2 separate regions of the Homo sapiens genome follow, and region 2 is linked to region 1. Evidence: chromatin contacts called from ENCODE Hi-C data. All regions are on one chromosome and are shown on one strand. The core of a region is the stretch at or near the end of the contact, and the rest is flanking DNA. Distances in the headings are between cores, read along the strand shown. Region 1 holds the start of SERGEF (secretion regulating guanine nucleotide exchange factor). Region 2 overlaps SAA2-SAA4 (SAA2-SAA4 readthrough).

Region 1 (5,007 bases), core at 1,605-4,104:
TTACATACATACATACATAATCCTTCCCCTTGTAGTCTATTTCACAGCCATCCTGGGCTGCAAGGACTCAAAGATGGAAGAGTAAGCCATAGCAGGGGCATAAGTCCCAGAAGCCCACAGGGGGCAATATTAGCTACCAATTACTGAGTGCTTCTCTCCATACTGTGCATTCACCTTTAATCCTCACAACAACTAAGAAGGACATTATTACTCCCATTTCACAGAGGAAGAAACTAAGGCTCAGAGAGGTTAAGTAACTTTCCATAGTTATATCTGGGTAGGCAAAAAGTCTGATGCCCTGCACCTTTTACTATACCTTACTGTGTCTCTTAGAAAAAATAAAAAAAGGACATACAGTGAAGCAGCCCAGAGCTTACCTGACAGGTGGTTAACTGTATGACTTTATCTAAAAGAGCATCCCCATATCACTCATTTTCTGCTTTATTTTTCTTCATGCCACTTCTTGATGTTACATTATATATGACTACTTGTTTACTGTACACCACCCCTGCCAGAAACTAAACTCCAGGAGGGCAGGAACTCTGCTTTGCTCACTGCTGTTTCCCCTGCATCTGAAACTGTGCTGGCCCAAAGAAGATGTACATATATTTATATGGCGAATGAATGTAAGACCCTATGAAAGACTTGCTCAGCATGAAGGGGAATATAGAGCATATATGCACAGGATTTCTTGGTCAGCCCTGAGATCTCCGTGGCTGTCCCATTACCAGGGGTGCAAGGCTGCTGAACACCTGGGAGAAAAGTAACATGACACATGGGCACTCTGAGGTTCAAATTACGGTACCAATTTTTGTAACACTGTGAGAGGCCCTAAATCCAGGATAAAGCAAGACGAAGGGAAATTTAACACAACCTATTACAACTGTTGTTTGCCTTTCTTCCTCACAAACACTCCAGACATATCACACGTGCACATGCACACATACACACACACACACACACACACACACACACCCCTAACAAGGTAAATCCCCTTCCTGTGAACCGAACTTTATTCCCCCAAAATTCACGTGTTGAAGCCCTAACCTTTAGTACCTTACTGTATTTGGAAAGAAGGCCTTTAAAGGGGCAATTAAGGTTAAATGAGGTCATAAGGGTGGGGCCCTAATCCAATATGACTGGTGTCCTTAAAAGAAGAGACACCACGGATGCTCACGCACACAGAAAAGGCCATGTGAGGACACAGTGAAAAAAGCCATGTGAGGACACAGTGAGAAGGCGGCCATCTGCAAGCCAGAGAGAGGCCTCGGGAGAAACCAAACCTACTCACACCTTGATCTTGGCCTTCTAGCCTCTGGAACTGTGAGAAAATAAATTTCTGTTGTTTAAGCCTCTGTTGTGTGGTATTTTGTTATGGTAGCCCTAGCCGACCAACACACCCCCACAGTTTCAGATTATACAGCAGGAAAAACACACTACCAGTCCTCCAAACACAGCAGAAGGGTGTCAACAACCTATTAAACATATTTTACAACCTTTAATATTCGGCTTTGTCTGTACTGAAACAATATTTCTGTTTCCTCTGTCCACACAGACGCCAGTCTCCTGCCTGGAAAAAGCCAGAGACAGCACACATTCAATCCCCAACTCCACCCCCAGCTCCCGGGCCACCTCAAAGACGCCCAGCCAGCCAGACTACCGCAGGTCACGCCATGCTCTCCCTCCTGCCAAATTGCAGCCCCACATTCAACAATTGCCGCCTTGTACTGATCATTACTTCTTTAAAAATTGGACAACTAATACTGATTTTAACAGCAATACAGGTTATAATTTTGCTCTCCCCCAACACAAGAGCTGGAAGTCCTTCACTCGTGTATTTCACTCATGTGTATTTCCCCAACACCAGCACATGGGTAGGCACACAGATGCTCGTTCATTCATTCGTCAACGAGTATTTACTGGGGACCTACAATGTGCCAGACACCAAGAGAGGCACCGTGAACAAGACAGGCACAGCACCCACTCTTACCACACTTACTTTCCAGCCAGAGAGACTGACGTTAATAATAAATTATACACATCATTACAATTGTGATACGTGCTATGAAGAAGCACAAGACGCAGCGACTGCTTGTTCCCGTGCATGCTGGTCGGCCACCTGCCACGCTCCTGTGCATGAACCCTCCTCTCTCCCAGACACACATCAAGATGACCCTGTCTCTCCCAATGCTCCCGTCAAACCAACAGCAGCCCAACTCCCCCAACACATGCAAGAACCGGTCACAGCAGAGTGTCAGCAAATAGGCAGGGTCTGTGCCTTGTGCGCGGCCAAACACCGCAGGCCTCACATCTAAAGGATGCTTTCGCCAGGCTGGGACAGGGTCTCCCTCCTCCAGGCATCAGGAGTGTGGGGGGCACAGGTGGCCCCACGGAGCTCTGGGACCGGGCGATCCTCTCCACCGAGCCCTCCGCGCTGTCTTCCAGGCGCTATTCGGGCTGGAGGGCTCTCGCGGAACCAGACGCTCTGCCCCGAGGCAGGTTCTTCCCGCGGCGCCACAGCCCCTCCGGCCCTGACCCCGCCAGCCGGCAGGCCCCTAAGTCGACCGCGAAGACCCTTCCTTCCCCGCCCGCCCGCTCCTCCTCCGCTCCCCCTCCGCTCCCAGCCCAGGATCCTTCAACCCAGAGCCCGGCTCGGACCTCAGCCGCCCAGCCCCTGAACTGCCCACGCCGCGGCCAGCAGCTCCCACATCTCGGCGCCCCTCAGGGCCTGCACCGGCCCGGGGGCGGAGTCACGTACCCAGGCGAAGAGCGCGGCCGCCGCGGGGGCGGCCTCCGAGGCGCTGGGCTCGCGCTCCATGCGAGGACGCTCCGCCGGCGCTTCCGGGAGGGACGGCACGGGGGCGGCGCCTGCCGGGGGTAGGTGAGCGCCGGAGCCGGACCGGGGACGCGTGATGGGTAGGGCGCGGGGCGGGGTCTGTGGTGGGAAGCGGCCCGCAGGCCGGGAGAGAGGGTGCGGCCGGGCCCTCGGGCCACTGGGGATCAGTGGTGGGCGGGGCCGGACGACAGCCCCGGAGCCGCCTCCCAGTCAGCCCGCCCCGGCGGCGCTCGCAGCGTCTCCGCCCGCAGCCTCCTGTCTCGCTGGGCCTCTCAGCCTCTCGCTCCTACCCCCTCGTACTCTTTATTTTTAGTCATAATTTCATGTTTCATGCAGGTGCACTGCGCGCCACAGTTCACAAAGCTCCTTCGCGTTTTTGTCTCCTTGGAGGCCCACGACAGCCCAGAGGGGCTGACAGGGCAGCGATGGCATCACCATTTGCGGGAACAGGAAATGGAGCCTGAGGGGTAGGGCAGGGTCCTGCCCGGCGTCTCAGGCGCAATTGTCTTGAGCCCGCTTTGGTGTGCGTTCGCAAACATCTGAGGGGGCGCCTTGGGAGGCGAGTGGAGTGGCACGTCGCCGGTGTCGCCCTCTGCACCTGGCACGGAGCGGGAACCCGCGCCTCGCGACGCTGAATGGGGGAGGCTGGTTAGCGTCGACTCCTGCCGGGGCAGCCTCGGCGCTCCGGGCACGGCCCTGAGCTCATTCTATTAATAATACTGGATAATCGTCACCCAACGAACATTTCCATATAAAATGGCTTTTCTCAGACAGCGTCGTGTTGCTGATGGGAGTTAATTAAGTTCAATTTATCTGAAGGAAAATATGGCACCGCGTACCGGGAATACAGAACACATAGGGTCACATTAAAGATGATCATCCACATTCACATTCGGTAGCACTTGGCCCCTCTGCTGACACGGGCCTCCAGCACTCACTGCCCTTCACCCCTGGGCTTCTGGGAAGTGTCTCCAATGAGCTCTTACACTGTCCTTTCCTGTTCTTTCACTCCATCCACTTTTAGGAGTTTCTGCCTGTAAGACCACTTGAGGGCAGCCCCTCACCTTTATCTCTCCAACCTGTGGCATCTGGAGAACGTCGATGACCATACCAAGAAAAAAGCAAACTTTGGAGAGATAAAACAGCTCTTCATTCTCTAGGGATCTGAATGTGCAGGAGCTATACCATGCTTACTGACTGTCTTATGAGTGGGCTTTTTTGTGCTGACCATTTCTTTGAAGCATGTGTAACAGGATGTAAAAATGGGATCCTTCACCGCTCAGTTTTGGCTGAGCAACAAGTGCCAGTTACTCCTATATCATAAAGTAAGGTTCAAGACCACCAAAGCAGGTCTTGCAAAGCAACTGTCTAGAAACCAGTGTATGACTTTCAGTCTACGAAAAAGGTTGAGAGGCCAGAGAGAATTCTAGTAGGATATGTGGCCACAATTATCAATGTGGTGTGGGTCTCAACCCATCTCAGGTCTAAGGAAAGTTACTTTACCTGGGTCCCTGAGAGAGCTTGGTATGCATCCCTCTAGATTTAGGACCCAGACAGGCTTCTGTCCAATCCGTTCTGAGAAATACAAGGGCTTGTGGCTGGATATCTGCTCTAATAGCTGAGCAAAGACAAACTGATGCTTTGGGGAGGTCTTTCACACCCACAGTTTTTCAAAATAAAAACTGTCCATTTCCCATGTGAGTATTTCCCATACCTGAGCAAACTGGCTGGGGGATGGTCTTAGACCTTGTCCAAGAGAATTTCTGGAAGGGTGAAGTGACACCCACAGGACAGTCGATCACTAGATTCCTTGAGGGTGAGGGAAATGAATTTAACAGCCCAGAGAGATACATTTACCTACATCAAGAAATCCCAAGAAATAAGAAGGTGGGAAGGTCTTCCAAAATGCCCACAAGAAAATGTCAGCATGTAATATTTACAAAGTACAGAAAGCACTGATGACAATTCACAACAGTATCAGACCAAAAAGAACTTTTCTCCTCCTTACCTCTCCTCCCCTCTACATCTCCCCAACCCTGGAGGAGTCCCAGGCATCCACTGAGTAACAAGAGACAAGGAAATTAAGAAACTAAGCACACCCACTCCTTTCTCAGTTCTGGAGGAGGAAAAAAGCTTCAACCTTAAAGTTTGTTTTATCAAAGTTTTTCCAC
Region 2 (5,007 bases), core at 1,541-4,040, 220 kb after region 1:
AACTGAAAACCAAATACCACATGTCCTCATGTATATGTGGGAGCTAAACATTGAGCACACATGGACATAAGCATGGGAACAATAGATACTGCAGACTACTAGGAGGTGGAGGGAGGGGAGAGTGGGTTGAAAAACTACCTTTTGGGTACCATGCTTACTACCTGGGTTCAATATATGTAGACCAACCTGTACATGTACCCACTGTCTCTAAAATAAAAGTTGAATTTTTAAAACATTAAAAATGAATAAATACAAAGAAAAGAAAAATGCCTTCCCAGCTGGGTGCATACTGAGCTGCAAAAACTGCCAGCTCATTCTGGTGCCCCCATCAAAGCAGAGGGGAGTGTGGTGAGTTCCTGAGAGAGCTCACCATGTGTGAACATTCTGGTGCCTGCTTCTCATCTGGGGATTTCTGAAGGATGGAGTAGCCCAGGCCAGCAGAGCTTGAAGAGGTATTGGTGGAATATGCCTAAAAAGAAGATGGGGTGACTTCTTACCCAACTCTGATCTCTGCACCCCTGGGCAGGAAGAGAAGAGATCCTCAGCCATTCTGGTGGGTCTATTGAGAAAACCACTGAGGTTAGGGAAAAAGCAGTGGCTGGGCCAGGTAAGGTAAACCTTACCCAGAGAGGGGGCTTGGAACAAGGACCACTTTCAGGACCAGTCGTAGATACAGCTGTTCTTCTCTGGGCAGTTCCACCCCCATATCTGAGGGAGCTGGATTTCACATCAGGAAGAACCCTGACCACCATCTCAGTAGAGACCTCCACATCAGTAGAGAATATATATCAGCATCAGTTAGAAGCACATCAAACCAGGGTGAGGCCAAAATGATTACCCCCTCCTTTACATCTCTCCCCTTTCCCAATCCTGAGGCTGAGAAGTGTGATAGAAAGACATCTCAGAACTAGACTATCCCCACCCTTCTCTAAGGTGCTGGTGCCAGAGGAGCAGGGAAAGAGTCTCTAACCGTCACCCCTCCCAGCACTCCCACTACAATCTAGCCAACAATAGCGGAGCAGGATGCTTTAAAACAGACATGATATTGGAGCTTGAAACGGGACTGCAGTGACCTTTAATAATCTAAATAATCGGCCAGCCGCGGTGGCTCACGCCTGTAATCCCAGCACTTTGGGAGGCCGAGGCAGTGGATCACGAGGTCAGGAGACTGAGACCATCCTGGCCCACATGGTGAAACCCCGTCTTTACTAAAAGTACAAAAATTAGCTGGGCGTGGTGGCAGGCGCCTGTAGTCCCAGCTACTTAGGAGGCTGAGGCACAAGAATCGCTAGAACCCAGGAGGCGGAGGTTGCAGTGAGCCGAGATTGTGCCACTGCACTCAAGCCTGGCAACAGGGCGAGACTTCATCTCAAAAAAAATAAAATAAATAAAATAAAATAAAATAAAATAAAATGGGGAGACTAGTTAGATGGCTACCGCAGTACCCCAGATGAGAAATGATGTAGCCAGGAGCATGAGGGTGTAAATGAGAGGAAGTCAATGGATTAGAGATGAACTTTGGAAGTTCACATCCAGCGGATTGAATGTGGGGGTAAAGTGAAGGGAAGCATCAACACATTCCCCTAACTGGTGTGAGGAACAGAGAGAATGGCCATGTCATTAACTGAAATGGAGAAACCTGGAGTGTGAAGAGTTCTGACGGGAAAACCCGAGTTCATTTTGGGACACGTTAAGTTTGAGATATCTGGAAGCCAGCTATGTAGATATGTCAAGTAGCCAGTTGGATGTACAAGCATGGAGCTCAGAAATGAGTTTTGCAGGGGGAGATATAATTTTAAAAGCCATCCACATATAAGTACTATTTAGACTTGTGAAAGAGAGCATAGAGAAATAAAGAATGGGGGCCCAGAGCCAAGTCTGAAGAACACAGAGTTTGGGGAGATAAAAAAAGTCCCAGCTAAGGAAATAAAGGAGAATTGAGGTAGAGGGTAATATTATGCTACTTAGAGCTGATGAAGGAAAGAGTAGTATTATGAAGCCAAGAGACCAAATATATCAGGAAGGAAGGGGAAGGCAACTGCGTTGAATGTTGCTCACAGAGCTACTGATATGAGAAAAGAGAGATGTTCATTGTTTTTGGCAGCATGGAGGTCAGTGGTGACAAAGGTATTTTGCTGAAGTTGTGGGGACAGAAACCAGGCTGGAGTGGGTTAACATATGATCAGAAGTGAAGAATCAGAAGGTGTGTAGATGGGCAATACTTTCAACAAGTTTGACTTATTAAGAGGAAGAAGACAATGTGCAAGAGTGAAGAGTAATGTGGGTTGAAGTGTAGGTTTTCAATGGGATAATCTAATTCAGAAAGCAACTACTGAGTGCCTGGACCCTGCTAGGCATTAAGCATGCAGTGATGAACAAGATATGGTGCCTGTTCTCAAACAAGTCAGACATTTCCCCAAGCATAAGGGCTCACCTGGCCATTTAAACCAAGTGCTGGAGATCCACGAAGAAGAAAGGGGTCTCCACTGCTGAACCTCTTGGCCTTGTTCAGTGTATCACAGGTTCTGAAGTCAGACAAACCAGCCTGCAGTCCTGGCTCTGCACCTGTTACATATGTGACCTTGGAGAAGGTCCTAAACACAAACCTCTCTAAACCTCAGTTTATCCAGCTGAGAACATCAAAGCCTTCTCTGCAGCTTAAATCAGATAAAGTATTTAAACTGTAGGGCACAGTCTTGCAATTGCAATTAAAAATGGCAGCTATTCTAATTACTATTTGCTGACTTCCCATACCCCAGCAAAATTTGGATTGCCACCAGTGTGTGCTTCTGTTGAGGCTCTTACTAAACTGTGTTGTCTATCTACATATCTCACTTCCCCTTTAGGACAGGAAGTAGAATTTTATTTGAACTAAAAGCCAACGAAATGCCGGCCAGGTGCAGTGGTTCAGGCCTACATTTTCAGACCCTTGGCCAGTTGAGCCCATGAGTTAGCCCAGCCCGGCCAACATGGTGAACCCCCTTTTTTATTAAAAACCCAAAAATTAGCCAGGTGTGGTGGCCCATGCCTGTAATCCCAGCTGCTCGGAAGGGTGAGGTGAAAAAATCCCCTGAACCCGGGAGGCGGAGGTTGAGTAACCCGAGATCACCCCATTGCACTCCAGCTTGTTTGACAAAGGGAGATTTTGTCAAAAAAAAAAAAAAAAAAAAAAAAAAAAAAGAGAATAAAGATAAGGAAAACCAACAGGAGAGTCATTCCTTAGGTAAAATGAGCGGGACAAATTAAAAATTGAGTCAGGGGAGGCACGGGTGTTGATAAGAGATAAATCAGAGTCGGCCAGGCAGAGGGGCTCAGGCCTGTAATCCCAGCACTTTGGGAGGCCAAGGCAGCAGATCATTTGAGGCCAGGAGTTTGACACCAGCCTGGCCAACATGGCGAAACCCCATCTCTACTAAAAACACAAAAATTAGCCGGGCATGGTGGTGCGCACCTGTGGTCCCAGCTACTCCAGAGGCTGAGGTGTGATAATTGCTTGAACCCAGGAGGCAGAGTTTGCAGTGAGCTGAGATCGTGCCACTGCACTCCAGCTTGGGCAACAGAGAAAGACTCTGTCTCAAAAAAAAAAAAAAAAAAAGAAAGAAAGAAAGAAACCAGAGTCCAAGATAGCAGTTTCTAGGATAGAACTCCTAGGATTAGGCTTCTCTAAGCAATGTACCTTGTTTTTATTGAGACAGGGTCTCACTCTGTCATACAAGCTGGAGTACAATGGAGTGATCATAGCTTACTACAGCCTTGACCTCCTGGGCTCAAGCAGTACTCTAGCCTCAGCCTCCCAAGTAGCTGGGAATACAGGCACATGCCATCATGTCTGGCTAATTTTTTTGGTTTTTAGTAAAGATGAGGTTTCACTATGTTGCCTAGCTGGTCTTGAACTCCTGGGCTCAAGCGATCCTCCTGCCTCAGCTTCCCAAAAGGCTAGGATTACAGGCATAAGCCACCACACTCAGCCCACAATGTACCTTCTCCATAAGGAAAGAGCTCACTGGGGGACAAGGCCTAGAGGCAGAGAGTGGACAGGATGCAATGAATTGGGCAGTACAAAGTCTGTATACAGAGAGGCCTGGAAACTGCAACAAAATAAACTGTGAGGCCCTGAAGAAGAAGTGGGAATTTGGGGGTAGAAGTCCAATCTGAGATACAGAGGAGACTGATGGAAGACTGCCCAGGGCTGTGCCAGAGCCATGACTCCAGCCACTCAGAAGCCCAGGATGATGGTCAGTGCTTTGCCGGCTTAGGCTTACTCAGGAGGGGAAGCTGGGGCCGAAAATGACCAGAGAAGCTTGGCTTGGGTCATGTGAGGAGCCTGCATAGTTACAGGCCAGCTGGGAGTCCTTGGTCCCCCTCAGTCACAGGCTCATCTGCCATGGTGCTGTTTATCTTCCATATGGCCTCAGATGACCATTCTTCCCAGAAAGTCTGCCTCAATGTTCCCAGTTTCCACCAACAAATTCAATTTGACAAACATTTATTGAACACCTCTAGGTGCCCTATACCAGTTCCTGGGGACACAAAGCTCAGTGACCCTGTGTCCCTGTCTGGGGGGAGAAGTGTGTGGCTCACAGCCCAGTTTCCCTGAGAGCAGAGGAGCAGGAAGCTCAGTATTTCTTAGGCAGGCCGTCAGGTCTGAAGCGGTCGGGGTCTTTGCCACTCCGGCCCCATTCCTCAGCTTTCTCGTTGGACTTCGAGTCCTCCAATACAGTGCTGCTGTTTCCAAATAAATAGCAGTCTATTAATCCCTGAAGATAGACCCTGGAACGGCTGCAACCCAAAGAAAGGAGACAGGAGATTAATCTCTTGACTCACCTGCTCACCTGAGACAGCTCCACCTGCTAACTCCCTCCTCTTCTCCCACCCAAGTAATGACTGAGAGGAGGCTGGAAAACTCAAGGAAAGGGGAAGAAAACTATCAATCTTCTTGGGCAAAGGCCTAAGTCTACTGATACTTGCGCTCTGCAACAGAGTGCTTTCCCTTTTTTTTTTTTTTTT

What was found. A loop is a pair of places that touch in the nucleus more often than their neighbours do. Pooled maps may share reads with other maps.
Region 2: a pooled map shows a loop between it and region 1 (4-fold over the local background). The contact joins the enhancer-like site here to the promoter of SERGEF in region 1. A Hi-C loop is called at or near these places in 8 of 37 single-sample maps with no recorded cell type and 4 of 50 pooled maps.

The regions. Positions count from the first base shown.
Region 1 is chr11:18,010,193-18,015,199 of GRCh38, forward strand. It overlaps SERGEF (secretion regulating guanine nucleotide exchange factor), which reads right to left and starts at 2,855. Exons shown (of 11, transcript NM_012139.4): 1 at 2,759-2,855. The coding sequence starts at 2,818. RefSeq lists silencers at 112-171, 2,523-3,142 and enhancers at 1,130-1,647, 1,648-2,164, 3,523-3,572.
Region 2 is chr11:18,226,886-18,231,892 of GRCh38, forward strand. It overlaps SAA2-SAA4 (SAA2-SAA4 readthrough), which reads right to left. Exons shown (of 6, transcript NM_001199744.2): 6 at 4,470-4,779. The coding sequence ends at 4,617. It overlaps SAA4 (serum amyloid A4, constitutive), which reads right to left. Exons shown (of 4, transcript NM_006512.4): 4 at 4,470-4,779. The coding sequence ends at 4,617. Among named protein-coding and RNA genes, the nearest start is that of SAA4, 7.4 kb to the right of the region's middle. RefSeq lists a silencer at 2,496-2,545. Within about 2 kb of position 2,791, at least 2 of the 41 ENCODE cell types and tissues checked have a DNase peak (open chromatin) inside an H3K27ac peak, as active enhancers do.